2 separate regions of the Homo sapiens genome follow, and region 1 is linked to region 2. A link is an interaction called in ENCODE POLR2A ChIA-PET data of the cell type or tissue named here. Cell type or tissue: A673. All regions are shown on one strand. Each heading gives the region's core, and the rest is flanking DNA. Links, peaks and the distances in the headings are about the cores only. Region 1 overlaps SKP1 (S-phase kinase associated protein 1). Region 2 holds the start of C5orf24 (chromosome 5 open reading frame 24).

Region 1 (16,126 bases), core at 2,627-10,626, 690 kb before region 2:
ACAGCCACCATATCCACTTTATTTTTAGATTATTTGTATACATTTAGGGGGTACAAATGCAGCTGTGTTACATGAATATATTGTGTAGCGGTGAGGTCCGGGCTATTTTTAGATTATTTGTATACATTTAGGGGGTACAAGTGCAGCTGTGTTACATGAACATACTGGGTAGCGGTGAGGTCCGGGCTTTTAGTGTGCCTCTCACCCAAACAGTGTACTGTGCACGTAAGTAGTGTACATTGTACTCAACAGGTAGGATTTCATACCTCATCCCCCTTTCATCTCCCACCTTTTGAAGTCTCCAATGTCTATTATTCCATTCCGTATCCATATACCATGTGTACTCACTGTTTAGCTCCCTACAACCCACTTTTTACATGAGTTTCCACCAAGTACACTGCTGTCTTCCTGAGACCTATCATGAATGTAAAAGGTGTCATGAAGGCACCTCAATAGGTCAGTCAACAAGTAGATGATACATGTCAGGCAAGAAGTATTTCACATGGGACAGCCACTGGGCCACCATCATGCATTGTCATTGTCACTCCACTGAGTTCTATTTTTTGGATTTTGTGTTTAAAGTATAAAGTCATTTTCCAGAACAGCGTCTATTTAAAGTAGGCCACTGGAAGTTGTAACCCCAGACTTGCTTTTGCTTCTGAGAGAGTGCTAGAGGACACTAGCCATTCTCTGGACATCTGTCCCATTTTAAAGAATTCTGTTCTGGCTACTGGCCTAGTTGTTTAAAAAACCTACATTCTAACCAGGGCTTATGCAAGACCAGGTTGCTGCATCTGATTTGGTGTCTCACTTAGAGTACACAGGGTACCTGAACAATGCAGTCTTTGTGTATTGGCGGGGAAGTCTTTGGCAACTCTGTTTAAATCAGATCAGCTTTTTTTTTTTTTAATCTGACTTCATAAAGGAAACTCAGATCCTCCCAAATCACCCTGGTGCATTCCTGCGAGGCCAGAGGGTGACTTGAGATTGCAACCTCAAGTTCAACTGCTAATACCACACCAGTCCCCCTTCACTGCCAGCTGAGAACCAACCCTGTTTCCTGAGACATCATAAGACAAGATACCTTAGCCTCCCTTGAACATTTCCAGACAACTAGCAGACTGGCAACTTGGGTGAAAGACGTTCATCCCTCCCCTGGTACAGCTGCTCCCCATTTTGTTCTCTGTGGATATGGTGAGGGTTCAGCCCAGCAAGCAGACAAAGCCTATGTCTCCCAACGTGAAGGTGTCTACTTTAACAGAACCCCATGGATGGACTCTCTTCTGACATGTAATTATCTTTTGAATGGCTCCTGTGGTCTCCCATTCCTTCTGGCTGTGGACCCCTAACAGCTAGCTCAGAAGCACTGCACCCTAGCTTTGTTCAGTATACATAAGCCTGGCCAGGAAGGCCACAAGTAAAGGGAAGCGGAAGGGTTCTTTATATCCTGTTCCAGAGAGGAAGAAAGGGAATCAGTTCCTGCATCCGTTTCTCAGAAAACAGCACAGAACAGAAGGGGTAAGGGTAACAAGGCCATGTTAAACTACCTCTTAGGCCTATATGTCAAAGTAGAATTTAAGACCCAAATCTAGTTAATTGTATAAAAAGGCTAAGTTGGCTTTTCTTTGAGGTTCTTTGAGAGTCCTTAACTGCGACTCTCAGATCTCTTCAGAGCATTTTTTAAGCTCTTCAGGGCTTTAAGAGTTCACCAAGGGTTTCTGAAACAGCTGCCCACCCAAGCAGACCCTGGTTGTGTCAACTCCCCCAATCCCAACTTATTGTGATAACCTTGTTCCAAATCTCAAATCACCCTATGGGCATCTTTCAAATTCTGACTCCTGAGCTCTTCTCTAATAGTTTGGAGCTACTAACAAACCATTACTGGCAGTGAGCATCTGAAAATACTCAAAACGGCACCGAGTTTGAAAACAGGAAACATAGATGGTGGGGATGTTCACATACACAGTCCCTTAGAATAAAAGCCTAGCTCAGGTCAGGAAGGATTTTCAAGCTCTTAAAGATAGCATGGGATTAGGCATGTTAACTGGAAAGGGAAAACTTATGTCCTGGGGGTGGGAACTATACTATCACAAGCAGTCCTCACAAGTTAGGTCACTATTGGTAAGGGATGTTTCACTTCTGAAGACAAGATAGCAGCTGTGAATTATGCGGGAGATAGTCCAGGCCAATACTTCTTTCATATTCACCAGGGGCTCTGGACCAAGTCTTCCTTTTTCATTCAAGTGTTCTCATTCTTTTATCTGAAGCCTAGTTCTTTCAGGCATGTGCAATGTCAGGAAGCGGGGTGGGGCTTGGGGAGGGAAGAGGAAAAGCCAGGTTCCACTCACCAAAAATAAATAAATAAATAAATAAAAATTTTTACAAAGCCACTCTGGAAACCCTGCTTGAGTACTTGAGGATAGAGTACAGCTTCTCTATTTTCCCACCCCTTTCCGTAAGCTTCCTGGAACAGAAAAATCTGCAAAGCAACTGAAGAAGGCAGTTAGAGGTTGTGAAATGGTACATTCAGGAAAGAAAGGACAAATAAGAATTTTCACCAGATAGGTGGGAGGTATTCAAAGTGAGAGCACTTTAAGGAAATAAGCTGATCCTCAGTGTGCAATAAGAGGCTGCTATATAGCAGGTTGAAAATTTGAAGTTAAGAGATATCAGAAGGTCTGAATATACTTAAATACTTCCAGAAAATTTAAAGTTGACAGATATCAGAAGGTCGCAAGAACTACAGATGTGGAAGCAGACACTGTTATGAGCAACTACATTCCTCCCATAGAATGCTGCTCAATACTGGCACACAGACCAGAGGTAGCCAGCAGTACACAAGACTGCAAGGCAACAAGTACATTATCAATGAATTAGCCATCTATCACTCAAACTATGTCCCGCATTGGAAGTGTGTCAAGCAAGAGCACCTTCGACAACACTTTTCGGCCACCACTAATGATCATCTCCACTGATGCCTCAGCAGAAAGGATAACATTCAGCCAATCCTGCTTAGGTGTCCAAATGGCTCAATCTTGGGCCAAAGGACATGCTCTGAAATATTTCTTACACCATACTTCATCTTGATATGCACAGCCAGTTCTCTTACTCATTCTCTGTGACCACTGGAGGTAGTGATTTTTAACAACAGTAAACAAGAAAAAGTCATCAGGACTCTAACTGTAAAACCCCCAACATTCAAAAGACTGGTTTAGTTGAACAGCCAAAAAATAAATAAATAAAAATTAAAATTAAAAAAATTAGAATTTAGCTCACTCAAAAATTGCCCTGCCTAATGTGGGTCTGATGAATAAATGCTGATAAAATACTACTGAGTGTCAGCAAAGTACTGTGACTAATCCTGCCCTAATTTCTCTTTAGTCTATATTCTCAGGGAAATGTACCAACACCCAACCTTCTGCTGTTAGTTCCTGACTGTGCACTGCTTTTTCCTCACTTTGGCATCTGTCCACCCCCAAACAAATCCAACTTGATTCTTGAAACCAAATTAGTTTCACTTTACAAAACCTTTCGTAGCACCTTTCAGCTCTGTAGCCCCCCATTGGCTCATTAATCTGTTCTGTCCAGAAACTTTTTTTTTTTGAAACGGAGTCTCGCTCTGTCGCCAGGCTGGACTGCAGTCAGTGGCGTGATGTCGGCTCACTGCAACTTCCGCCTCCCGGGTTCAAGCGGTTCTCCTGCCTCAGCCTCCCGAGTTGCTGGGACTACAGGCATGTGCCACCACGCCCAGCTAATTTTTGTATTTTTAGTAGAGATGAGGTTTCACCATGTTGGCCAGGATGGTCTCGATCTCTTGACCTCGTGATCTGCACACCTCAGCCTCTGAAAATGTTGGGATTACAGGCGTGAGCCACCGTGCCCAGCCCAGGAACATTTTTATTAGAGTTATCCACTCCCTCCCAGCAGTATTTATGCCTTCTCTCCTGAACTACACCAAAAGCTCCCAGCTCCCTAGAGGGAAACCATGTCTAATGCTTCCTACCAAGGAGAAGCCAGGAGCTACACTTTAAGGATTCAGCCATTTTGTAAGCTTTCCCTTTGCTTGCAATCTTCTTATTCTTGACTTCTTCCTAGCTTAAAAAGTTATAGACTGGTTTCAAATCCAGATAATTGAAGATTAACTTTTCAAATCCTCAAACAACTTTGTAGGGAGAACATTTACTTGGTTGATTCCTTCCTACCAGAATGTACACTGAGCTTTAGAAAAGGAAAAATTGGTGGGTGCTGTGGCTCACATCTGTAATACCAGCACTTTGGGAGGTTGAGGCAGGAGGATCTTGAGCCCAGGAATTCGAAAACAGCCTGGGCAACATGAGGAGACCTCATCTCTATAAAAATCAATTTAAAAAAACAAAAACTAGCAAGGCATGGTAGCACACACATGTAGTCCTAGCTATTCAGGAGGCTGAGGCAGGAGGACTGTTGGAGCCCAAGAGTTCGAGGCTGCAATGAGCTGTGATCACATCACTGCACTCCAGCCTGGGGGGCAGAGGTGAGACCTTGTCTCTTAAAAGAAGAATCAAAAAGCTCTTCGGGCTACTCTGGGCACACTGCCTATGGGGTAGTCCTGCTCTGCAAGGAGCAGTTAAAAAAAATCTTCAAAAGCTAATGGTGGCAAGCAAAAGTTAAGCTTGTAAAGGGTGCTGAGAGCAAGAGGTCTGCTGCTCTCTCAATTTTCTCTTTTCTGGTGGAAAATCACCTTATATTCCCAAACTGCCTTATTGAGAGCCTAGGCAAATTAACTTAAACAAAATTTATGTTGGGATCAGAACACAGCCCATAGGATTGGTCAATTTTTACGTAAACTGAAAAATCAATGTGATTTGGAATATCTGCCTGCCCTAAGTGAGATGCCCACAGTGACTCACTGTTACTATCCTCCCTCCCCAGCTAGTTTTAAGATAAGCTCAGCATTACTATGATGTCATGTTACAAGGCTGCAGTTACCTGTCCAACCAAGTCACAATATAGTTCTTGCTTAATTCCAGGAGCTGGTGTATTCTGACAGTTGTAGAGTAAAAAGTCACAGCTATAATCCCACACAGGGAGCTACAGGATGATTTTGTGAATCTCTGAGAAAATATAAGAACTGTAAAGCAGTATCTATTTTGTATACCAAGAATAGATTAAGGCAAGCTAACACATGGCACTTCAAAAGAGTAACTTGCTTCTACAACTTAAGAATTATTAGGGCCGTGTGCGGTGGGTCACACGTGTAACCTCAGCACTTTCGGAGGCTAAGGCGGGCGGATCACAAGGTCAGGAGTTCAAGACCAGCCTGGCCAATATGGTAAAACTCCATCTCTAATAAAAACACAAAAAAATTAGCCAGGCATGGTGGCATGTGCCTGTAATCCCAGCTACTCGGGAGGCTGAGGCAGGAGAATCACTTGAACCCAGGAGGCGGAGGTTGCAGTGAGCTGAGATCGCACCACTGCATTCCAGTCTGGGCGACAGAGTGAGACTCTGTCTCAAAAAAAAAAAAAAAAAAAAAAAAATTATTAGAATTTGAGGGGGCACATCTTTAGCCTATGACAATGTTAAGGAGAAAATAATAAGCTAACATTCAGGAAGGTTTTGGTTTACTTTTAGATCACAAGTGACATAATCAATGAAAAGGTGAGAAGCCAAAGGACTGCCATGGAGTCCTTGAAAGGACTTCATCATTAAAAGCAGCACACTGCAGAAAGCAGCATGTTGTTTACAGAGGAAACCGACAAACATCCTTCAATCACCCAAATCTGCCAAATACCTTCTTCCTCTCATTCTCTTTCCTGGTGAAATAAAAGGCATTTCCTAATTAATCCCTAAGTTTACTTTATCAACAAGGGTTTTCTTTCCTTTACTACTATAACAGTAATTAGAGAAAGTCTTCATAATTCATCAGTAACCACTCTCCAAACCAAGGCTATTATCAGCTATTATCAAGCTCTCCCCTCTCATGCATTAAAACTACTCTTCTTGTTTTCATTATGCCCTGTACCTGCATTTCACAAGGACTTTTCACTTCTGTTACTTATACTGAAATTCATGGAGTAGTGCTGCTAAATACAAGTTAAATCCTGCTGTCAAGTGACTTCCAATGAAGTTCTGGAACTAATATAAAGCAGACTGCACTAGATCTATAAAACCGTAGTACCTATTTCCAACTTGCCCAAGGCCATGAAGACACTAAAACTCCAGCCTCAAGGTATGACTTAATGCCACAATATTAGTTTAGAAGAATAGTTGGGAAGTAAGAGAGTAGCCAGAAATGAGTGGAGTTTTGAAGACTGAGGTTTGGCTACTGTGATAATGAGAAAGGACCACTCACTCCAGGTGAAAGCCTAGAAAAGTTCTAGTAGATATATTAAAGGAATAGTGGGCATACAGCAGGGAACAGGAAAAAGAAAGGTAGGAAAATAATACTGCAACCAGACTGAAAAGGGCTTCTTAATACCATGTCTATGATTTATTTGGGTCCACAATGGTGAAAAATGGCTTATTTTCTCTTGGATCTCTATTAATGTAAAAGTTTAAGATTACTAGGATTTTTTGTTGTTTGTTTAGGGACTACAGAAAGTCAGGAAACAAAAATTTAAATTACTACTATATTGTCTGTCCATCCAATCTTTCTGAAAGATCTCATTATCCTTTAAATACGGATAGTGACGTTATTTACTCATATAATTCTAACTACTGCTGAGTATTATACAGATCAAGTGGTAATAACAAGCTCCAGTTTCTTAGAAGGTGATACTTCCTTTACAAGTTAAACATGGCATATGGCAGTAATCCTGGACCTTCAGTGAAGATTTGTTTGTCATAATACTGCTAAGGATACTTCTGGTTTGTTTTTGAGACAAGGTCTCGCTCTATTGCCTAGACTGGAGTGCAGTGGTGCAATGCCAGCTCACTGCAGCCTCGACCTCTCAGGCTCAAGCCATCTTCCCACCTCAGCCTCTCAAGTAGTTGGGATTATAGGCATGCACCATATGACTGCTAATTTTTTTTTTTTTTTTTGGAGAGACAGGGACTTTCTGTGTTGCCCAGGCTGGTCTTGAACTCCTGGGCTCAAACGATCCTCCTGTCTTGTCCTCCCAAAATGTTGAGATTACAGGCATAAGCCACCATGCCCAGCTGCTAAGGATACTTGAGGTGGATAAGGTTTTTGCAGAAGTTGATCTTATAATAGCAGGAATTGGTAGATGAGACAATTCAGCTAGGACTATACACCGCTACCTTCCCCACTAAAACCAGGACAAACAGAAAACAAGCTTATCTCCTGAGAGAGAGAGAGAGAGAGAGAGAGAATTTTAAATAACTCTTTACAACGTAAAAACCATTTTTAGCTCAAAGACTACAAAAACAGGCTATGGGCCTGATTTGACCCACACATTATAGTTTCCTATCTCTGGTACAGACAACAAATTGGAATTAAGTGAGACAACATATGGGACTTTATTAAATAAGGTGAATTTGGGACAAATGAAAGGTGAGATGAAGGCAAACTACTGTCAAGGGATGATCTGAGCCTGAACAACTCAGTGAATGTGAAGAGAAAACAAGATTACATGTGAATATAGATGTTAACTGGAAAAGCAAGGAGAAAAAAAGGGAGCACAAGGAAGAAAAAAAAATCAAAATTTGTGAGCCATCTCAAGCCATCAAAAAAACTTCATTCTATTGTAGGAGGGAAGCTGGAAACAATGGCAGAGTAATTTTGTGTTAAGAATTAAAGTACTAGCTCCAGTTAGGCATATAAATGACAATTAGAAGGGACAGAAGTTATGGTTATGTCAGCAGCCTCCAGTGAGCTAGGATATAAACTAAGTCTTTTCAAGCTGAACAAATATATACACATTCAACCCATTTAAGTGAAGAGACACATTTAAGTCCACAAAAGCAAACTTAACTACCTACTATATAACTTACTTTTTATTGAAAGTATCTTGCATTCATGATGGATGCTTTCTGGGTTTTACCACATATTTTAATGTTAAAAGTTAAATTATTCTTTACATGCAAGTAGTGTGAATAATTTTCTCCACATGGGAACACTAATTATAAAAAGATGACATCCCACATGGGTTAAGTGTCTTTTTAATTGAAAAGCTAACTGTCCAGTTACATTTCTCCCAAAAAACCACAAACTGGGTAGTAACTGAGTCTCTAGGCAATATATTTAAAACTAAGAGGATTAAAAATAAAGAAAAAGAAAACAAGTCCTCAGATGCAATGAAGGGAGCCCTGCTACATACAGGCTAATCAATACAGTGGTACTCCTTGACTGCAGGAGGCTGGAAGACATCCTAGTAGCTCCACTCAGAACATTTACTTCAAGAAGCCTTTTTCCAGTTTCCAACTCATGAATAAAGATAATATTTTGTTAATTCTATTCCAGAAAACTTTTTTGCAAGTTGTTTTATTTACAATGCCAACTTTTAAAAGGTCACTAAAGTTAACTGGACAATAAACTAGGCAGACATTGCTTTACAAAAAAGAGGGAAAGCCCAAAATGCCACTTATAGAGAACCCACAGTTCAGTTTTATTCAGAGCAAAGAAAAAAGAAACTTTCCATCATACTAGAAGAAACTTGGCCGTAAGGTTTGGGATCTGTGCTCAAACTACACATGCAATGAGGACAATATTCTGCTAATACAATTGACTTGCTGCTGCATTTGTCTACTGTTTGTCTAATATTAACAATTATAAACAGAGCAGTGCAACTAGTATTTGGAACAATCCTTACAGTGTTACAGTGTCAGGCACAACATTTCACTTCTCTTCACACCACTGGTTCTCTTTGCGTACCTAAAAGAGATGGATATAGGGAAGTACCTTAACTTGAGTAGTCTTTCCTAAGACTTATAAATACTACCTACTGATTCATCGATAGCCAGTGAGTTGAGTCAGAAGAACAGATGGAAAATTAGAACAACACCAGGTTAAGACTATATTTCCGGATTTCCTTTCTTTGCCTCCCATGGTTTTTATTCTGCCCTGCTGAAATTATGAACAAAGCAAAGGCAATGGGCAATTTACTAAAGTTGACAGAGCAAATTCAGTTAATTCATTCACATTATTTCAGTCTGTAGTCATGTCAACAAAATCATTCTGATCTATTCTTTCATTTCCTCCCCTCATTAAGTTGCTCTAAAGTACCCTAGTATATACTTCTCTCTAGGGCCTGCTTTTCTGATGTCAGATATGTATGGTCTATACAGAAAGTTGCAGGTGCCAAAACTAGTAACTGTTAATACATTAACAAGAGCTCTTCTCATTGAAAACTAATTGTTCTTATGCTTAAAATGCAGTATCATCTAAGTGTTCAGATTCATAAAGACAGAACAGTAAGAGTATGTTTAAGACACATTAAGTACATATTATCCCTAAAGTATCAAGACTACTTGATACAGTCACCTCTTTTGCTGGCATGTTATAGGTGTTACTCCCTTTTTAAGAGCATGTGATCAAAGACAAAACTGTGTGCTACCTACCTGGGCTTCCTCCTCTTCAGTAAAGTCATTTTTGATATTGAAGGTCTTGCGAATCTCCTCAGGAGTTTTCCCCTTGATCATATTGGCAACAGTCTTGCATGTAACATCAAGCAAACCTTTGATGTCTAAGTAGTTTGCAGCCTGTAAAGAGACAGTTGTTTTCCTTAAAGTATACTTGATGTTTTAAACTAAATCCAAAGTTAATGATTGACACTCCGTATCTAATAAAGCTTAAAATGCTAATTTTAAGAAATTAAAGGGAGAAGAATAAATCACTCCTAAGTTCTTCTGTGAAAGACTTTTATGTGACCTTCTTTGTTATACCTCTATAATGTTGAATCCTTCTGCTTCCTTAACCAAACTATACTAGCTCAAATGTGAAATAACGGCCACTACTGTTGTGTATGTGTGTACACATGCACACAAATACCACATCAGGTCTTGGCAAAAATATTTGTCCACACTTAAAGAGTTCAAACGTAAGCAGTTATAGCACTATATTGATCTCATTTTAAAAAACAGGTTTTGGTTTCATTGACTTTATTGTTTACCTGTTTTCTATTTCATTGATTTCTGCCCTTTAATATTCTCATTCTTCTGTTTACTTTGTAGTTAATTTCATCTTTTACTAGTTTAAGGTGGAAGCTTAGATCACCGATTTGAAACTTTTCTTCTTTTCTAATAATATAGGTATTTCATTCCATCAATTTCCCTCTAAGTACTTCTTTAGCTGCATCTCACCGATTTTTCATGTGTTTTACTTCCACTCAGCTCAAAATACTTTCTATTTCTTCTCTGACCCATAGGTTACTTGCAAATGTGTTAGTTTAAAAGTAGTTGCAGATTTTTCCAGATACCTTTCTGTTTGTGATTTCTAATTCCATTGCAGTCAGAAGACATACTTTGTATGACCTGAATCCTTTTACAATGGAGACTTTTTTTTTAAGACACCGTCTCACTCTGTCACCCAGGCTGGAATTCAGTGGCGTGATCTCGGCTCACTGCAATCTCTACCTCCTAGGTTCAGCCAATTCTCTTGCTTCAGTCTCCCAAGTAGCTGGGATTACAGGTGGGTGCCATCTCACCCAGCTAATTTTTTTTTTTTTTTTTTGAGACGAAGTCTCGCTCTGTCACCCAGGCTGGAGGGCAGTGGTGCGATATCGGCTCACTGCAAGCTCCACCTCCCGGGTTCATGCCATTCTCCTGCCTCGGCCTCCCGAGTAGCTGAGACTACAGGTTCCTGCCACCCCACCCGGCTAATTTTCTATATTTTCAGTAGAGACGGGGTTTCACCATGTTAGCCAGGATGGTCTCGATTTCCTGACCTCGTGATCCGCCCACCTTGGCCTCCCAAAGTGCTGGGATTATAGGCGTGAGCCACCGCGCCCGGCCTAATTTTCGTATTTTTAGTAGAGATGGGGTTTCATCATGCTGGCCAGGCTGGTCTTGAACTCCTAGCCTCAAGTGATCCACCCGCCTCACCCTCCCAAAGTGTTGGGATCACAGGCGTGAGCCACCGCACCCAGCTGAGACTTGTTTTATGGCCCAGAACATGGTCTATTTGGTAATATACACTTGAAAAGAATATGTATTCTGCTATCATTACATATAATGTTTTAGGCCAGGCGCGGTGGCTCACACCTGTAATCCCAACACTTTGGGAGGCCTAGGTAGGTGGATCACCTGAGGTCAGGAGTTCAAGACCATCCTGGCCAACATGGTGAAACCCCATCTCTACTAAAAATACAAAAACTTAGCTGAGCATGGTGGCTCATGCCTGTAATCTCAGCTACTCAGGAGGCTGAGGCAGGAGAATTGCTTGAACCTGGGAGGTGGAGGTTGCAGTGAGCCAAAATCATGCCACTGCACCACAGCCTGTGTGACAAGAGTGAAACTCTGTCTCAAAAATATATATATATATAATATTTTATAAATATCCATTAAGACAATTTGGTCAATAGTGTTATATCAAGTTATCCTGATTTCTGTCTAGTTATATTAATTGAGAGAGGTGCTGAAATCTCTATGATTGTCACTTTGTGGACTTCTTTGAGTTCTATTGGGTTTTGTTTCACTTCTTGGAAGTTCTGCTTCTAGCCAGATAAAAATTTATAATTGTTATGTCTTTTTAAAAAACTGATCCCCTTATCAGTATGAAATAATCCTCTTTAACCCTGGTAATATTCTTTGCCTCCAAACCTATTTTAATATAGTCACTCCAGCTTTCTTTTGATTCGTGTTAGTGTACCGTATCTTCTTCCATTCTTTAAACCTAGTTCTGTCTATATATTTAAAGCGGGTTTCTTACAGACAGCACAGCTAAGCTTGCTTTTCTGATCTGGTAATTTCTGCCTTTTAACTGTGTTTAGACCATTTACATTTAGTGTGTTACTGATATGTGGATTTAAATATGGCGTTACATTTGAATTTAGAGAGTATTAAAATTCAGTGTCAATGAAGTTAGCAAATTTAAATCTATAAGAAGTGTTTAAAGGCTCTAGAGTAGAGCTATCTTACACATTAAAAACTTACCAGAATGAGTTCAAAAAGTGTTCCTTGGTCAACTTTCAGGAATTCTTGGTCCCAAACAGGGATATCATCTGTTCGCTTTTCTTTGTTCTCATCATCTTCAGGAGGAGGAGGGTCATCCTTGTGGTGGGTGCACCACTGAATGACCTACAACAACAAAAGTTCATTCCTCTGTGGCACTTTGTCACAAGGTACTCATTCCACTGCTGGGACAACTTATCCCTATATTGGAATAATAACTAGCTAGAGGTTGACTTGAGCCATTAACAGCCAAGCTTGAAAAACAAAAATGAAGCTTGAAGAATCATTATAACCCTAGAAGGGAGAAGATCTTATTAGATAAAAGCAAGCCATGCAGACAGAGTACTGTACTTGACTACATTAAAAAGCTTCTATGCAAAAAGAAAAGTTAGGACAATGACTGGAAGATACCTGCAATATGTACAACAATGATTAGCTGAGAGAATATAAAATCTTTCAAAAATCATTAAAGAGAAATGGGTTAATATGTACAGCCAATAAATGAAATCTGAATAGCCAAACATAAGGAACGCTCAACTTTACTAGAAGCAAAACTAACACTACAGATACTTCTCTAGATTGAAAAAAAATCAAGAAACTGATACTAATTGTTGGGCAATAGTGGAAAGGAAACACAAACTCTTCTAGAGAGTATAAATTGGTATAACCCCTTTGAAAGCTAATCCAGCACTCCTCAGAAAAGCTGAATATGTACATATATTGTAACCAGCAAATTCCAAATACCCTAGACACATGTGTGAGACTATTTGGTGTAGGAACAAAGCAGGAAAAGCCCCAAAATTTCCTTAATAGGAGAATAATTACTCCATAAAGTTTCAGGAAGCTGATTACTTAGACTATACATACCAGCATAAAGACCAAAATCAATACTGAAAGTGTTTTCAGTTGTAGAATCTAGGCAGTGGCTACATGGTTGTCTACTGTGTAATTCTTTCCATTTTTCTGTATGGCTAAAACTTTTTCATAGCAAAATGTTGGAGGAGTAAACAATGCTGAGAGAAAATGGCAGAGCCAAGAAACATTGCCAGGATCCAAAAAAAAAAAAAGAAAGAACAATTTCAATAAGGAAAAGCCAAGCAAAGGGTTGTTTGTTTGTTTTTGAGACAAGATCTCACTGTGTCACCCAGGCTGGAATGCAGTGCCGCGATCATGGCTCACTCGACCTCCTGTGCTTAAGCGATCCTCCCACCTCAGCCTCCCAAGTAGCTGCAACTACAGGTGCATGCCACCACACCTGGCTCATTTTTGTATTTTGTTTTTGTAGAGATAAGGTTTCATCATGTTGCAAACTCCTGAACTCAAGCAATTCACCCACCTTGCCCTCCCAAAGTGTTGGGATTACAGCTATGAGCCACTGTGCCTGGCCAGCGAAAGGTTTTTGTTTTCGTTTTAATTTTGAGACTGAGTTTCACTCTTGTTGCCCAGGCTGGAGTGCAATGGCGCTATCTTGGCTCACTGCAACCTCCACCTCCTGGGTTCAAGCGATTCTCCTGCCTCAGCCTCCTGAGTAGCTGGGATTATAGGTGCCTGCCACAACACCCAGCTAATTTTTTTTTATTTTTAGTTGGCCAGGCTGGTCTCGAACTCCTGACCTCAGATGATCCACCCCCCTTGGCTTCCCAAAGTGCTGGGATTACAGGCGTGAGCCACTGCACCCAGCTAAGGGTTTTTAATGAAATAAATAATAGCTTTTTAGGAAGTATTCCAACTATATAAGAAAATTTAAAAACGTCAATATTTGCTTATCCAGGCATTTTTTAAACTCTAAACCTGGGCACAGTGGTTCATACTTGTAATCTCAGCACTTTGGGAGGCTGAGGCAGGACTGCTTAAGGCCGGAAGTTCAAGAATAGCCTGGGCAATATAGAGACACCCCGTCTCTACAAAAAATGATGATAATAATAATAGGCTGGGCACTGTGGCTCACACCTGTAATCCTAGCACTTTGGGAGGCCAAGGTGGGTGACTTACTTGAGCCCAGAAGTTTGAGACCAGCCTGGGTAACATGGTGAAACCCTGTCTCTATGAAAAATACAAAAATGAGATGGGACTGGTGGTGCACACCTATGGTCCCAGCTACTCAGAAGGCTGAGGCAAGAGAATCACTTGAGCCCAGGAGGCTGAGGCTGTAGTGAGCCATGATCGTGCCACTGCACTCCAGCCTGAGCAAGAGAGTGCGATTCTGTCAAAAAAAAAAAAAAAAAATCACTATCACTACTAACAAAAAATAAAAATTTAAAAATAAAAAACTCTTAAAAGGATATATAAAGAAACTAATGCCTAGGTTCACAACGGGTGGTGCCAGTAAAAAAGAAAAACAAAAAAATGCCACATTACTTTGTGGGGGGAGCAGTTTCCAATCAGATAAGAGACAGGGAAAGGAGATTTTATTGTACTTCCATAGTTTTGGCATCATGTAATTATTCTTCAAAATATGATATATATTCAATACAAACAGGCTTAAAAAAAAAAAAAACTTCTCGGCTGGGTGTGGTGGCCCACACCTATAATCCCAGCACTCTGGGAGGCCAAAGGAGACAGATCGCTTGAGCCCAGGAGTTCCGGACTAGCCTCGGCAACATGGTGAAACTCCATCTCTACAAAAAATACAAAAATTTGCCAAGTGTGGTGGCATGTGCTTGTACTCCCAGCTACTCGGGAGGCTGAGGTGAGAAGATCACCTGAACCCGGGAGGTAGAAGGTGCAGTGACCCATGACTGCACCACTGCACTCCAGCCCAGGCAACACAGTGAGGCCCTATCTCAAACAAACAAACCAAACAAACAAAAAAACCCCAAAAACCAAGCACTTCTCATTCTCAGAAGTGGCCCTACATCACCCAACCCTTTAACTCTGACCTTATCTACTCACTTCTTGCTCTAGCTTCCACTAAACTCCTTGCCTTTCCTAAAAAGGCAGGGCATGCTCTTGTCTTAAGGTCACTGTACTTGCTCCCAAATCCCAGAATTCTTTTCCCCCAAATATTCACGTCTTTGTTTAAAAGATTATCTTCGGCCAGGGATGGTGACTCAAGCCTGTAATCCCAGCACTTTGAGAGACTGAGGCAGGCGGATCACCTGAGGTCCGGAGTTCGAGACCAGCCTGGCCAACATGGTGAAACCCCATCTCTACTCAAAATACAAAAAATTAGCCGGGCGTGGTGGCGCGCGCCTGTAATCCCAGCTACTGAGGCTGAAGCAGGAGAACTGCTTAAAGCCCGGAGGCAGAGGCTGCAGTGAGCCAAAGTTGTGCCACTGTACTCCAGCCTGGGCAACAAGAGCAAAACTCCATCTCAAGAAAAAAAAAAAAAAAAAAAAAAAAAAAAAGATTATCTTCTCAGTAAGACATCTCCTGACCATCTTTATTTTAAAAACAGCTAACTGTTCACCTACTCACCCCTTTAAATTCCCCATTCCCTTCTTTATTCTCCATAGTTTTTCCATTTGATGTATTTCTAATGTTGCATATTCCCCACCCCTTCAGACCATAAACTCCATAAGGGCAGAGATTTTGTCTCTTTGGTTCACTGCTATACCCCCAGCTTTTGGATGGCATTTGAATGTACCAGGCATTCGACTACAAGCAAAGATCCTTTTAGAAACATTTTTCATTAGTATAAAATAGAATACGTTAATTGCAAGACATATTCAGAAGTCATAAAGAATGAGATCTAACTAGATAAAATAAAGCCTCTAAATCGTAACATGAATTAACGTAAGACAAGCAAACTGGTAGAAACTTTTAAAGAGTTCTTATAAAAAGCCTATTAGATAATACCACTGAATTGTCACTTAAAAATGGTTAAGGTGGTAAATTTTGTTATGTGTATTTTACCACAATTTTTTAAGCTCATTAGACAACAACATGGATGAACCTTGAAAACATTATGCTAAGTGAAATAAGCCAGATACAAAAGGACTAATATTGTATGATTCCATATATTATGTATCCAGGATAGCTAAATTCAGATACAGAAAGTAGAATAGTGTTTACCTAGCGTAATTTTTTTTTTTGAGGGGGGAGGGTGTACCAATTTTTTTTTTGAGGGGGGAGG
Region 2 (16,126 bases), core at 4,485-12,484:
AACTTGTTCTCTTCCAAATATGGCAACAACTTACAGGAGTTCATGATTTTTTTCAAACTCAAGCCTTAAAGAAGAAATTCTAACTTTGCATTAACCATGTTCTTTTGGGAAGAAAAAAAATATGAAGTAAAAAGGGAAGTTTAACCTTTTGGGGGAATTGGAACTCAACATTACTCTCACATGTTAGGATTACTTTAAAAGACAGAATTTCAGAATTTAAAAAACTAATCATTTTTAATATATAGAAATACCTAGTTGCCCATGTTTTGAATATTAGTCTCTCTTCACAACTTTGCATACTGTGTAATAAGGGATATGTGGGACGATTCAGTGTGAAAAACATGTTCTTTCTACAGAAAAAGCTTTTCATTTGAACTTGGTAGTGATTGGATTTTTAGCAGCCTGGCAACTTCAGGCACTTCTGTAGCAGCTTTGGATGTTAGAGTGTCCTTGGCCTTTATCCCTGAAATCCTAGGAGGCTCTCAAGTGCCTTCCAGCCATTCCCAGAAACCTTGAAGGCAACATCTTTTCTCTGTGCCTTTGCCTAAGGGAGTCTTTCTGGAGCTGATACTCCCAAAAGTATACTGTTAACTTTGGAAAAGAGTCCTCCCTATCCCCAAACCAGCCCTCAGCCTGTGTCTGTGGCACAGGATTTGGAAAGCTTGGCAGGGCTGGATGCTTGGGAGCTTCAAAGAGAGCATAAATTCCTCTGTAACTTTTTATTGGTTTAATTTTGCTCCTGAAAATGTGTCTGGGGTCAGGCACAGTGGCTCATGCCTGTAATCCCAGCACTTTGGGAGGCCGAGGAGGGTGGATCACCTGAGGTCAGGAGTTTGAGACCAGCCTGGCCAACATGGTGCAACTCTGTCTCTATCAAAACTACAAGGCCAGGCACGGTAGCTCACTCCTGTAACCCTAGCACTTTGGGAGGCTGAGGCAGGCAGATCACAAGGTTAGGAGTTCGAGACCAGCCTGGCCAATATAGTAAAACCTGTCTCTACTAAAAATAAAAAAAATTAGCCGGTGTAGTGGCATGTGCCTGTAGTCCCAGCTACTCGGGAGGCTGAGGCAGGAGAATCACTTGAACCTGGGAGGCAGAGGTTGCAGTGAGCCAAGATTGCGGCACTGCACTTCAGCCTGGATAACAGAGCTAAACTCCATCTCAAAAAAAAAAAAAATTAGCCGGCGTGGTGGTGTGCTCCTGTAATCCCAGCTACTCAGGAGGCTGAGGCATGAGAACTGCTCGAGCCCAGGAGGCAGAGGTTGCAGTGAGCCAAGATCACGCCAGTGCACTCCGGCCTGGACAACAGAGCAAGACTGTCTTAAAAAAAAGTATATCTGGGGGTGGTAATCATTCTATGATACACATTTAAGTTTGAGAAATACTGGTAATCTTCACTGTTGCTCTTGGATTTTGACTGCCTGTGAACTAAAGCTGTGGTCTCCAAAGTGGGGTACGTGACAGTAATTTATTGAAAAGCAGGAAGAGGCCGGATGCGTTGGCTCACACTTGTAATCCCAACACTTTGGGAGGCCGAAGTGGGCAGATCACTTGAGGTCAGGAGTGTCAGCCTGGCCAACATGGTGAAACCCAGTCTCTACTAAAAAAATACAAAAATTAGTAGGGCATGGTGGCATACGCCTATAATCCCAGCTACTTGGGAGGCTGAGGCAGGAGAATTGCATGAATCCAGGAGGTGGAGGTTACAGTGAGCCCAGATCGTGCCAGTGCACTCCAGCTTGGGTGACAGAGTAACTCCATCTCAAAAAGAAAAGCAGGAAGAAAATTTTGAAGCTTCTGTGTTTTTTTTTCTTCTTTATTTTACTTTCAGAGACAGGGTCTTGCTCTGTTGCCCAGGCTGGAGTGCAGTGGCATGATCATAGCTCACAGTAGTCTCAAAACTCCTATGCTCAAGTGATCCTCCCACTTCAGCCTCCTGAATAGGTAAGTAGGACTATACAGGTGTGTGCCACCATGCCTGGCTAATTTTTTATTTTTTGTAGCAGTGGGGTCTCGCTATGTTGCCCAGGCTAATCTTAGACTCCTGGCCTCAGGCAATCCTCCTTCCTCTACTGGGATTACAGGCATGAGCCACCGCACCTGGATTTTTTTTTCTTTCTTTATTTTTTTAAGTTGTAGAATATTTATAAAAAACTCACAACCCATATGTGTTAAGTAAATATTTTTAAATGAAAGATATATTTTTCTAAATAAAAATAACTTAGTGAGAAGCCTATACTCATTTATTTATTTTTTACATCCTGATGTCTGGCTGGTCATTGAGAAGCTTTTTTTTTTTTTTTTTTTTTTTGAGACAGAGTTTTGCTCTTACTGCCCAGGCTGGTGTGCAATGGCGTGATCTCAGCTCACTGCAAGCTCCGCCTCCCGGATTCTAGTGATTCTGCCTCAGCCTCCCAAGTAGCTGGGATTACAAGTGCCCGCCACCACACCTGGCTAAATTTTTGTAATTTTAGTAGAGACAAGGTTTTACCATGTTGGTCAGGCTGGTCTCGAACTCCTGACCTCAGATGATCCAACTGCCTTGCTCTCCCAAAGTGCTGGGATTACGGGCGTGAGCCACTGGGCCCGCCTGGCCTTATTTTTCTTTCTAAATCTCATCCTTTCTTTAAAATTTTACTTTGTGTAAGGTTATTGTTTTTGTTTTTGTTTTTGCTTTTTTTGAGATGGAGTCTCACTCTGTCATGCAGGCTGGAGTGCAGTGGCGCAATCTTGGCTCACTGCAACCTCCGCTTCTCGGGTTCAAGTGATCCTCCTGCCTCATCCTCCTGAGTAGCTGGGATTACAGGCACGTGCCACCATGCCTGGCTTATTTTTATATTTTTAGTAGAGACAGGGATTCACCATATTGGTCAGGCTGGTCTCGAACTCCTGACCTCGTGATCCGCCCACCTCGGCCTCCCAAAGTGCTGGGATTGCGGGCATGAGCCACCCCTCCCAGCCTGTTAAGTTTTTTATAATATGTTGCTATATAATATATTGTTACTGTATTGGTATAACAGTTCATATACATAATCAAGTATGTATATTGGGAGGGTACTTGAACAACCTTGGGCTTGCTTAAATGCTTTATCTGTTTTTTCTTTTTTTTTGAGATGGAGTTTCACTCTTGTTGCCCAGGTTGGAGTGCAATGGCGCGATCTCAGCTCACTGCAACCTCCGCCTCCCAGGTTCAAGTGATTTACCTGTCTCAGCCTCCCAAGTAGCTGGGACTATAGGCATGCGTCACCATGCCCGGCTAATTTTGTATTTTTGGTAGAGATGGGGTCTCTCCATGTTGGTCAGGCTGGTCTAGAACTCCCGACCTCAGGTGATCCACCCGCCTTGACCTCCCAAAGTGCTGGGACTATAGGCGTGAGCCACTGTGCCTGGCCACTTTATCTGTTTTTTCATATATAAAATTCAGATATAATATGTACATCTTAGGATTGTTATGAGGATGAGGTGAAATAATACATTTAAAGCATAAATATGCTTAAAGCACGTAAAAATAGTGCCTGGCATATGGTAAGCATTCAATAAATGTTGGCTGGCACTATTATTATAATGGGTGAATAGGGGTAGATTTTCTTATGCTCTCTGCTATACACTGAATGTTTGTACCCTCCCCCTACCCCCAAATTCATGATGTTGAAACCTAATTCCCAATTTGATAGTATTTGGAGGCCTTTGGGAGGTGATTATGTCATGAGGGCTAGTGGGATCAGTGCCCTTATAAAAGAGACCCCAGTGAACTCCCTTGCCCCTTCTGCCATGTGAGAACATAGCAAAAAAAAAAAAAAAGCTGTCTGTGAATCAGAAAGCTGGCTCTCTACCAGACACCAAATTGGCCAGTACTTTGACCTTGGACTTTCCAGCTTCCAGAGATAAAATTTTGTCTTTTGTAAGCCATTCAGTCCATTAGTTTGTTATAGCAGCCAAAACAGACCAAGACCCTATCTTTCTTTTTATTATTGATATAAAGCTATATATTTAGCAGGGACAGTCAGCTGTTACTGATAAGTTAAAATGTACAAAGCAAGATTCATTTTTTTCCTATGTATATGAAAGTATCTAAGAACACTTGGGTTGGGTGTGGTTGCTCACACCTGTAATCCTAGCACTTTGCGAGGCAGTGGCGGGAGGATTGCTTGAGCCCAGGAGTTCAAGACCAGTCTGATCAATATAGGGAGACCCCGTCTGTATTTAAAAACAAAACAAAACAAAAACACTTGTACCCTCAATTGAAAGGTCTTTAGAGGCAGCCAAATTCCAGATATAGACAAATATTCCTTTTATTCACATTTATATAATCACTATTTATCATTCAAAAGACAAATTCACTGGTGATTTGCCTATGTGATATGGCCTACCTTGGGCCAGGCTGAAGCTTTTGGAGAAACTATGAAAAATGTTATATTGAGTTCAAATTGTATTTCAAGGATGTATACTTTTGAAGAAAAAATGTTGGGAGATAAGTGGAATAGTGTGATGTTTAAAAGTGCACTCCCGGCCGGATGCGGTGGCTCACGCCTGTAATCCCAGCACTTTGTGGGGCTGAGGCAGGCAGATCACCTGAGGTCAGTTTGAGACCAGCCTGGCCAACATGATGAAACGCCGTCTCTACTAAAAAACTACAAAAATTAGCCAGGCATGTTGGCAGGCACCTGTAATCCCAGCTACTCGGGAGGCTGAGAGGAGAATCAGTGAGCCGAGATCACGCCACCACATTCCAGCCTAAGTGAAAGAGCAAGACTTTATCTCAAACAAACAAATAAAAGTGTACTCCAGGCACAGTGGCTCATCCCTATAATTTCAGCACTTTGAGAGGCTCAGGTGAGGGGATCACTTGAGGCCAGGAGTCTGAGACTAGCCTTGGCAACATGGCATGACCTCGTCTCTACAAAAAAAAAAAAAATTGTCTAAGTATGGTCTTGTTGCAGATGAAGTACTTACTGATAAATACCTATGCCCTTGAAAAAGCCTCTGCATTTGACAGTACATTATGTATGTATTGTGTGTACTATAGCACCTCATTAAGACCAATCTGGCCAGGTACAGTGGCTCAAACCTGTAATCCCAGCACTTTGGGAGGCTAAGGCAGGAGGATCACTTGAGCCCAGGACTTCAAGACCAGCTTGGGCAACATGAGGAAACCCTGTCTCTACAAAACATACAAAAATTGGCCCGGCACACATCCATAGTCCCAGATACTTGGGAGGCTGAGGTTGGAGGATCCCCTGAGCCTGGGGAGGTTGAGGCTGCAGTGAGCCATGATCACACCACTGCATTCCAGCCTGGCAACAGAGCAAGACCCTGTCTCAAAAAAAAAAAAAAACCCAATCTGAGTTAATTTTCTAAAAACATCAGACCCACCATTCTTGTTGCACTTAACACCAAATTCCAATGATATGTTTGATTGTCCATTTCAATGATTTCAGTGGAATATGAGCTCCCTGAGATCACAGTCCATGTCCTATATTTTGTATCTTCAGTTTTGCATTTAATAAATACTTGTTGAATTGTTTATGGTCACACAGCTAGTAAGTGGCAGACCTGGCATTTAAATCCGTATCTATCTTCATTCCAAAGCCTGCCTGTCTGGTAACAATAAATACTATATAGAAGATGTGGTTTGTGGTACATACATGGTATTTTAGTTTTTTTCAGTTTGGCCTGCTTATATCAAGCAGCATTATTAGAATATGTCAATACTGCTTTTATTATTCATACCCTGCAGCTGAAGGGACTGGAAAGAGGATGCTGTTATTGTAGATGCTAATGCAAGTGTTAAATTTAAGGAGTAACTTTACCTTTTTTTTTTTTTTTTTTGAGACAGAGTCTCACTGTCACCCAAGCTGGAGTGCAATGGCGCAGTCTCAGCTCACTTCAACCTCCACCTCCCAGGTTCAAGCAGTTCTCGTGTCTGCCTCCTAAGTAGCTGGGATTACAGGTGCGTGCCACCATGCCTGGCTAATTTTTTTTTCTTTGTATTTTTAGTAGAGACAGGGTTTCACCATGTTGGTCAAGCTGGTCTCAAACTCCTGACCTCAAGTGATCTGCCTGCCTCAGGCTCCCAAAGTGCTGGGATTGCAGGCGTGAGCCACCACACCTAGCCTAGAGTAACTTAACCTTAAGAACAGGTAAGTGGCTGGGTGCGGTGGCTCACTCCTGTAATCCCAGAAACTTGGGAGGCCAAGGTGGGCGGATCATGAGGTCAGGAGATCGAGACCATCCTGGCCGAAATGGTGAAACTCCATCTCTACTAAAATACAAAACACTAGCCTGGCATGGTGGTGTGCACCTGTAGTCCCAGCTACTCGGGAGGCTGCGGCAGGGGAATCGCTTGAACCCGGGAGGCGGAGGTTGCAGTGAGTCAAGATTGCACCACCCCACTACAGCCTGGCGACAGAGCGAGACTGCATCTCAAAAAAAAAAAAAAAAAAAAAAGAACAGGGAAGTGATGTGGCCTTAGCAGCACCCTATTTATTTATTCATTCATTTGTATATTTTTTGAGTCCAGGTCTTGCTCTGTTGTTCAGGCTGGAGTACAGTGTCATGGTCATGGCTCACTGTAGCCCCAAACTCTTGGGCTCAAGTGGTCCTCCCTCCTTAGCCTCTCAAAATGCTGGGATTTCACACGTGAACTACCGTGCCTGGTTTATTATATTTTGGGGACAGAGTCTCACTCTGTCATTCAATCTGAAGTACAGTCACGTGATTACAGCTCACTGCAGCCTCAACCTCATGGGCTCAAACAATCTTCCCACCTCAGCATCCTAAGTAGTTGGGACCACAGGCATGTGCCACCATGCCTGGCATTTTTTTTTTTTCTGGTATTGGCAGGGTCTCCCTATGTTGTTGCCTAGGCTGATCTCCCACTCCTGGGCTCAAGCAGTCCTCCTGTTTCGGCCTCCCAAAGTGCTGGGATTATAGGCATAAGCCATTGCACCTGTCTGGGAGGCTCATCTGAGCCTTGGTATCCAGAGTTTTTATTGGAGCTAATTATGTAGACATGATTAATTAGCCATATGGCTGATCAGTTTTCAGTCCCTCAGGAGGTGGAGCTGATACCATGTGACCCAGCTCTTTCACACTAAATCACATTGTTAGACTATCTTGCATGACCCACGGCCCCAGGCAAACAAAAACACTATGAAGCATGACATTCCAAGGGTTTAGGGATTACTTCCAAGAAGCCAGCAGTAAAGGCCAGACTGTTCTTTGGCAAGGTTAAATTTTTTACACCTGCCCCTCTACATCGTAGAAGGGCCCGTTTCCTCAATTTTTTTGGATTATGTTATTTCTTCAATTCTCTCTTAGCTTTTCATCAGAGGTAAAAATAACGTTTGTAGTTTCCAGTTACTACAGCTAGATTATGGTGTAGTAAGAAAAATCTCAGTGATTTCTTTTTTTTTTTAATTTTTCTGGGCTAGGTGTAGTGGCTCACGCCTGTCATCCCAGCACTTTGGGAGGCTGAAGTGGGCAGATCACCTGAGGCCAGGAGTTGGAGACCAGGCTGGTCAACATGGTGAAACCCCCTCTCTACTAAAAATACAAAAAGCCAGGTGTGGTGGCTCGTGCCTGTAGTCCTAGCTACTTGGGAGGCTGAGATATGAGAATCGCTTGAACCCGGGAGGTGGAGGTTGCAGGGAACCAACATCTCGCCACTGCACTCCAGCCTGGGTGACAGAATGAGACTGTCTCAAAAAAAAAAGTTTATTTCTCATCTATGCTAAATTATCCTCATGTGTTGTAAGAGGAGAAGCTTTACTTCACATCTATCTAACCCCAGAATCCAGGATCCAGACTGATGGCAACTCTAACATCACAGTCCTAATGGCAGAGAAGAATCTCAGAGAATCTTGCATTTGTCACTTTCATTGACTAGTGCAAGTCACATGGCTATGCCTGACTTTGGGGGAGGGGATGGCTGAAGAAGTACAGAGGAGCTACATAGTGGAGATTAGTTATAATATTTATAATATATCCAAAAAAGAGCTTCTAGAGGCCTGAACTAAATGAGCACCTTATAGAGTCAAGTGGAATCACATGACTAACTTTGTGCAATGTGAGTCTAAAAAACTAGGACAGTGGGTAGACATTAGTAGGAGGCTGATTGCTTTAATATGAGGTCAAATTTTAGAAGTTTATAGAATTTTAGAATTTTATAAGAGGAGCTGCCTAGAGTGGTAGCAAATTCCTATATAAAAAATGAATTGGTCACTATTTCTCTCATAGTGACTATTGTGAAGATAGTTTAGATTTTCTTGAAGCACTATTTTGCATGGTTATAACATTTGTCTGCTCCATTGAATCTAAAATAAGTTGGCTGCACACGGTGGCTCCTGCCTGTAATCCCAGCACTTTGGGAGGCCGAGGTGGGAGGATCACCTGAGGTCAGGAGTTCAAGACCAGCCTGGCCAACATGGTGAAACCCTGTCCCTACTAAAAATACAAAAATTAGCCAGGCATGGTAGCACATGCCTATAGTCCCAGCTACTCAGGAGGCTGAGGCAGGAGAATCGCTTGAACCCGGGAAGTGGAGGTTGCAGTGAGCCAAGATTGGGCCATAATCCAGTGACCCAGCCTGGGTGAAAGAGTGAGACTCCATCTGAAAAAAAAAAAAAAGCTAAAGTCAACATATAGCATAAATGAGTAGATGTGTCAGAGGGTGAGTAAACCTGGAATGTCTCCTATTCCTTGATCAAATACCCACTAGCTAGTGGTTCACCAAATGGCTGGTGTTATTTTACTAAGGTCATCAGCTGATGTAAGTGTGCAGTTTCATCTTGGTGGCTAGATCTCCTTCTAAAGAGAGCTGGCTGGAGATTTCTTGCTGATATTTCCTGGCTCATGGTGCTTCTGTGAAATATCTCCAGACTAAAGTGGCATTTAAAGCCCACTTCCAACCCTTCCTGGAGCATTCAGTGGGCAAAGGTTCCACCATTATAAATGTACTTGCTTTTGTCTTCCCTGTAGCCACCACAGCTTCTACTCCACCAATTCATGTCTGGCACTTTCAAATCCAAACTCGAAACTCAAATCCTTTGCAAGTCTTCCTCAGTTATTCCCTTTAGCTGTAATGATGAATATTTGTCCCCATAATTTTTTTTTTTTTTGAGACAGTCTCACTGTTGCCCAGACTGGAGTGCAGTGGCCAATCTTGGCTCACCGCAACCTCCACCTCTGGGGTTCAAGTGATTCTCGTGCCTTAGCCTCCCGAGTAGCTGGGATTACAGATGTGCACCATCACACCTGGCTGATTTTTCTATTTTTACTAGATACGAGGTTTCGTCATGTTGGCCAGGCTGTTCTGGAACTTCTGGCCTCAAGTAATCCACCTGCCTCGGCCTCCCAAAGTCCTGGGATTGCAGGCATGACCCACCGTGCCTGGCCTTATTCCCATGAATTCTTATTCAAGATTTTATTGGAATTATTTGGTTATTTTCAAGAACAATATAACTTGTATGAGCTTAAAATATTTTATGGAAAATGGTAAATATTTGAAAATAGAATAGTATAATGAACATCTAAGTAGTGGTGAATATTTTCTTTTTTCTTTATATCTTTTGGGACAGGGTCTCGCTTGGTCATCCAGGCTGGAGTGCAGTGGCGTGGCTCACTGTAATCCCTGCCTTCCAGGCTCAAGCGATCCTCCCGCCTCAGCCTACCAAGTAGCTAAGCTGAGTTATTTTTGAGACAGTCTCATTCTGTCACCCAGACTGGAGTGCAGTGGCACGATCTCAACTGACTGCAACCTCCGCCTCCCAGGTTCAAGCGATTCTCTTGCCTCAGCCTCCCGAGTAACTGGGATTTAGCGACATGCACCACCATGCCTAATTTTTTGTATTTTTAGTAGAGACAGGGTTTCACCATGTTGGCCAGGCTGGTCTTGAACTCCTGATTTCAGGGGATCCACCCGCCTTGGCCTCCCAAAGTGCTGGGATTATAGGCATGAGTCACTGTGCCTGGCCACTGATGGATATTTAAATAGTCCTATTACCTTATTTAATTTCACAGCTCTACAAGGAAGACATTGTCTTAATTTCTTACATGTGGAAACTTTTGGTGGAGCAATGACTTGCCCAAAATACCATGGGAGGCAAGTGGCAGAAAGGCATTCAAACTCAGGGCTGCCTGACTTCTTTGTTATTCTGGCTACCCCTCCATTGGGCCTGCAAATTACTTGACTTTTTTAGAATGAAAATTTCTTTTTCTTAAATGTTTTTATGTACAAATGCCATTTCAGACAAGAGTTTAGAGTTACAGATTTGGAATAGTGATTATATGGTATGGGAGTGCTCCACCTCAAGAGCAAAAAAACCTTGCTTAGAAAAAAAACTTGTTTTTAGATAGGCTACTTAATATGCCTTAAAATCTGTGTACATATTTTAACTTTTCTATATTGGTATTTTCCTTTTACATATAAATAACACTAGCATGATTAATCCTGTTTTTTTAGCATTTTATTTTTTTGAGACAGGGTCTCACTCTGTTGCCCAGGCTGGAGTGCAGTGGCACAAACACAGCTTAAGGAAGCCTCAGTCTCCTTCCTCCTATCTCAGTCCTTCCTTCTGTCTCAGCCTCCGTAGCAGCTGGCACTACAAGTACTCATCACCACACCCAGCTAATTGTTTTATTTTTTGTAGAGACAGAATCTCTCTATATTGTCCAGGCTGGTCTCAAACTCCTGGCCTCCTGCTTTGGCCTCCCAAAGTCCTGGGATTACAGGTGTGAATCACTCCACCTAGTTGGAATGATGTTTAGAATCATGTTATGAATCTCCGTCTGCCAAAAAAATCCTAGCTTCCCAACCAGGGAATTCCACCTGAGCTTTGTGTCCAGAGTTTTTTGTTGTTGTTGTTGTTTGTTTGTTTGAGACGGAGTCTCGTTCTGTCCCAGGCTGGAGTGCAGTGGTGCGATCTCGGCTCACAGCAACCTCCACCTCCTGGGTTCAAGCGATCCTCCTGCCTCAGCCTTCCGAGTAGCTGGGATTACAGGTGCGCACCACCATGCCCAACTAATTTTCGTATTTTTAGTAGAGAAGGGGTTTCACCATGTTAGTCAGGCTTGTTTCGAACTCCTGACCTCGTGATCTGCCCGCCTCGGCCTCCCAAAGTGCTGGGATTACAGGCGTGAGCCACCGCACCCAGGCTGTCCAGAGTTTTTATTGGTGTAGGTTTGATCAACTGTTCACATGGCTTATCTGTCTCCAGTCCCTCAGTAGTTTGAATGAATGGGCTTGCTTGTTTCGTGTGTTGTGTCCTGGCTTGTGTGTTTGTCCAGAAAAGTTGTTTCTCCTCCTTTCTTTCCTACTGGCAGGGCAGTACCTGGCTCAGGGCTGTGCTTATGGTAGAACTCAGTTCTATGAATTGTCCATCCTCAAATATCCTTCATTACATGGGGGAAAAGGGCAAGCATCCTCCTCTAGCCTCTTCCCACTGCTTAATAAAGTGTCTCCCTTTCAGTAGCTGCCCTAATTCTGGATCCTCTCCATTCTGACATCTGGAAATTCACAGGAGGAAGGAGTGAGGAAATGAATCCCTTCTAAGTGGGTTTGTGTGAGGTGACTGATATGTCAGATATCTCACAAGAAAAACATAATAGCGGTAGTTTGTTGTTCCATCCTTTCCTGTGATTATGGAATAATGAATGCGACAATTCCTGGGGCGTGGTGGCTTACGCCTGTAATCTGCGTGGATCATAGGATGTCCCATAAAATAAAGCTTTTCATTATCACATGATCCTGGGCATGAAGAGTCCCAACTCCCCTGACTATCATTTATTTGTCCTGTATCTAAGAAATGGGGTCAGCAGGAGTTCCAGCATCTCAGAATTGTGGTGAAAACCAATACAAGTAAGGAAGTTATTAATTCCCCATTTGGTGGGTTCCTCAACCCCAGCCACTGGGGACGGTCCACGCCGGATCACCAGCAGCTCAGGCTTAAGGCCACGACGCGCAAGCGCAGCCTGCCAGCCTGGCTCCCTCCCAAAGCTTGCGTGCAGGTTGGCGGCGGGAGATCGGGTCTCGCGATGCGAGTGAGCGTGTGCGTGCGCGGCCCTCGCGAGCTCGCGCACGCCGCCTCTAACACTACAGGGTGGTAGCGGCCTCTTCGTACTGCGTCCGGGGCAGGACCGTGCGCGGCGGCCGCGGCGGGTGCTGGGAGCCAGCGCCTGCCTCGCCGCCGCCCTCGCTGCCTGCCACTCCGTCTTGGCCCGTTCTCCGCACCGTGCAGAGGCGGCGGGCTGGGGAGGGAGCGGCGCCAGCACGAGGTTCCCAGCCGCTGGGAAGCCCCTAGACGCGCCGAGGGGCCGGGCTACGAGCGGCTGAGGTAGGTAGGGGTGCGCGGGCTGGTCAGCCGGCCGGGAGCGGGGTAGGGCGGCGGCGAGAACGGGCGCCTCGCTGACCGGGGAGAAGAGGCCTCCTGCCAAGGGGCCCTAGTGTAGCCGGAGTGAGAGGAGGGGCCCCGGACGTAGCCTGCTCTTCCCCGGTGTGGAGCCATTACGGGGGGACATTCCTCCTGCGGCGGGGGGAGGGAGCCCCCTTTCTTTTCTTTGAGAGGTCAGAATCCGCAGTCCGCCCTTCGCCTTTAAATAAAAGCCTGCCGGCTCGAGATCGGCGTCGCGATGGAGTGCCCGTGGACTTCTACGCTTGCGGAACTCCGAGTGGACGGATAGCGGCTTATGAATTTTGCTTTTTAGAGGGTACACAACCCTTTCTCTAGGGTGGCGTGCATCTTCTGCAAACTTGTTATTGCCAATACGCTAATAGTCGCTTTCAGCACACAACAGGTAATACATTCTAAACGCCTCGTGTCAAAATAAGGAGAGTCCTTATTTGTGCACCGTGGGGCACAGTTAAGGAGCAGGAAGAAGACAAAGGAGGCCGTTATTTATGTGCCGTCCTATTATCAAAACTTTCCGTGGTGGGGCAGGGTGCGTGGCTATTGGCCTCTGCTGAATGGACTTTCAGAGTGATTGAGGTGAGTTGCAAATCTTCATTTAGAATTATGAAACGTATATGATTATACATAATAGTTAGTCAAATGACCTGAAATAAATCTCTGAGAATTACGTGATCTTTGATCTTTGGAGAACAGAACTTGGGTTTCTTGAAAGGAAGCTTTCTCCATGTTTAGAAAGCTTCAGGGATGCTTTGTGAAGTTACTAAAAATAGTTACATTTCTTTATGTTGGCAGTAATGACTGCCACATTCAAGAGAAGAGAAAGGAATTGTTCTATAAAGAACGGCTCATTTTAGGGGTTAAACTTTAGGAGTTAAACACAATAAAACAACTTCAAGGATGGTAAGTTTTAGCTTATGCTTTAAGTATTCGAATTTAGTCACAGTCCAAATATATAGAAGCTCTTAGTTGACTCCTGTACATTCAGGGAACTATTTATTGGTTGTTTTTGTTTGTTTTGTTTTTTTTGAAACGGAGTCTCACTCTGTCCCCCAGGCTGGAGTACAGTGGCGCGATCGCGGCTCACTGCAACCTCTGCCTCCCGGGTTCAAGCAATTCTCCTGCCTCAGCCTCCCAAGTAGCTGGGATTATAGGCATGCGCCACCACACCCAGCTAATTTTTGTATTTTTAGTAAAGATGGTGTTTAACCATGTTGACCAGGCTGGTCTCGAACTGCTGACCTCGTGATCCACCCTTCTCAACCTCCCAAAGTGCTGGGATTACAGGCGTGAGCCACTGCACCCGGCTTCAGTAACTATTTAAAAAGATGATCTTTAACCTTTGATAGTCTACACAACCTGTTCTATAACTCTTGGCTTCTATTCAGTCCACGCTGTCTGGAAATGTAGTATTCATCCTATTTTTTTTTTTTTTTTCCTGAGATGGAGTCTGTTTCCTAGGCTGGAGTACAGTGGCACGAACTCGGCTCACTGCAACCTCCGCCTTTGGGTTCAAGCGATTCTCCTGCCTCAGCCTCTGGAGTAGCTGGAGTTACAGGCACCCGCCACCATGCCTGACTAATTTTTTGGATTTTTAGAGAGAGGGTTTCGCTGTGTTATCCAGGCCAGGCTACTCTGGAACTCCCGACCTCAACTGATCTGCCCACCTGGGCTTCCAAAATTTCTGGGATTACAGGCCTGAGCCACCGCGCCGGACCATTCTGACTCTTAAGAAATGTGGCTTGGGACCGGTCGCGGTGGCTGTGGCCTGTAATCCCAGCACTTAGGGAGGCCAAGGCAGGCGGATCACGAGGTCAGGAGATCGAGACCATCCTGGCTAACATGGTGAAACCCGTCTCTACTAAAAATACGAAAAATTAGCCAGGCGTGGTGGCTGGCGCCTGTAGTCCCAGCTACTCGGGAAGCTGAGGCAGGAGAATGGCGAGAACCTGGGAGGCGTAGCTTGCAGTGAGCCAAGATCGGGCCACTGTTCTCCAGCCTGGGCGACAGAGCAAGACTCCATATCAAAACAAAACAAAACAAAACAAAAAACAAATGTCGCTTGCATACTTTCAATGAAAGGGTCTTTCCGCCCGGCGTGGTGGCTCACGCCTGTAATCCCGGCACTTTGGGAGGCCAAGGCAGGCGAATCACCTGAACTCGGGAGTTTGAGACCAGCCTGGCCAACATGGTGAAACCTCGTTTCTACTAAAAAAAAAAAAAAGTATAAAAATTAGCCTAGCATACGTGCCTGTAATCCCAGCTACTCAGGAGGCTGAGGCAGGAGAATTGCTTGAACCCGGGAGGTGGAGGTTGCGGTAAGCCAAGATCGCGCCATTGCACTCCAGCCTGGGCAAGAGCAAAACTCCGTCTCAAAAAAAAAAAAAAAAAAAAAAGCCGGGCGTGGTGCCTCACGCCTGTAATCCCAACACTTTGGGAGCTGTGGCAGGCGGATCACCTGAGGTCAGGAGTTCGAGACCAGCCTGACTAACATGGTGAAACGTCGTCTCTACCGAAAATAAAAAAATTGGGCGTGGTGGCATGTGCCTGTAATCCCAGCTACTCAGGAGGCTGAGGCAGGAGAATCGCTTGAACCCGGGAGGCAGAGGTTGCGGTGAGTCAAGATTGCACCATTGCACTCCAGCCTGGGCAACAAGAGTGAAACTCCGTCTCAAAAAAAAAAAAAAAAGAGGCTGGGCGCGGTGGCTCACGCCTGTAATCCCAGTACTTTGGGAGGCTGAGCGGGTGGATCACGAGGTCAGGAGTTCAACACCAGCCTGGCCAACATAATGAAACCCCATCTCTACTAAATATACAAAAATTAGCTGGGCGTGGTGGCACATGCCTGTAATCCCAGCTACTTCGGAGGCTGAGGCAGGAGAATCGCTTAAACCGGGGTTCCAGAGGTTGCAGTGAGCCAAGATCAAGTCACTGCACTCCAGCCTGGGCAACAGAGCTAGACTTCGTCTCAAAAAAAAAAAGGGAGTGTTTCAACAATAGTTAGCTCGGAAGTGGGAGGAGGAAGGCATTATGGAGTGCAGGGTTAAGCTCACATGCAAATACTTTTTATATAAACATAAATATGCTGCATGTAAATATATAGTGATGGTTATGCACATAAGCATCTAATAGTGCTGATTCCCAACTTAATAAAGTTGAAGTCTGAAAATAGGAAAGGATTGGTTTTAGTTCTGTTTGCGTTTTTAAAGTTAATTATTTACGAGTAATTCTCATATTAAATTCCTTGTCCAGCTTGTTTATTAATTATTAAGTAGAATACTGTACTGATTTCTTGGCAGTAGCAGGGAAGGAATATATAGAACATACAGAAGCCCTGCACTTCAGAAATGTTAAGTCAGTGTCTTTTTTTTTTTTTTTTTTTTTTTTTTTAAAGAGAGAGTCTCACTCTGTTGCCCAGCCTGGAGTGCAGAGGTGTGATCTCAGCTCACTGCAACCTCTGCCTCCCGGGTTCAAGCAATTCTGCTGCCTCAGCCTTCCGAGTAGCTGGGATTACAAGTGCATGCCTCCATGCCCAGCTAATTTTTGTATTTTTTGTAGTGACGGGGTTTCTCCCTGTTGGCCAGGCTGGTCTCGAACTCCTGACCTCAAGTGATCCACCCGCCTCAGCCTCCCAAAGTGCTGGGAGTACAGGCGTGAGCTACCACACCTGGCTAAGTCAGTGTCTCATTATCTTTCCATTGGAATAAATAGCTTTACTCTT

Evidence for each region. ChIA-PET counts read pairs that join two places held together with the same protein. Peaks named below come from ENCODE experiments on the same cell type or tissue, not always from the same donor. Only the 100,000 strongest peaks of a DNase experiment are listed, where the experiment ranks them.
Region 1: POLR2A ChIA-PET joins it to region 2 with 13 read pairs; 3 of 35 experiments call an interaction of 5 or more read pairs at or near these places.

The regions. Positions count from the first base shown.
Region 1 is chr5:134,148,954-134,165,079 of GRCh38, forward strand. SKP1 (S-phase kinase associated protein 1) reads right to left here. Exons shown (of 6, transcript NM_170679.3): 4 at 12,034-12,177; 5 at 9,502-9,642; 6 at 1-8,815. The coding sequence ends at 8,780. Among named protein-coding and RNA genes, the nearest start is that of SKP1, 20 kb to the right of the region's middle. In A673, for the core only: no CTCF peak of the experiment used is centred there; no DNase peak of the experiment used is centred there.
Region 2 is chr5:134,833,880-134,850,005 of GRCh38, forward strand. C5orf24 (chromosome 5 open reading frame 24) reads left to right here and starts at 12,089. Exons shown (of 2, transcript NM_001135586.1): 1 at 12,089-12,333. RefSeq lists an enhancer at 11,800-12,535 and silencers at 12,055-12,434, 12,465-12,514. In A673, for the core only: no CTCF peak of the experiment used is centred there; a DNase peak (open chromatin) is centred at 12,032; H3K4me3 peaks cover 949 bases; H3K27ac peaks cover 2,361 bases.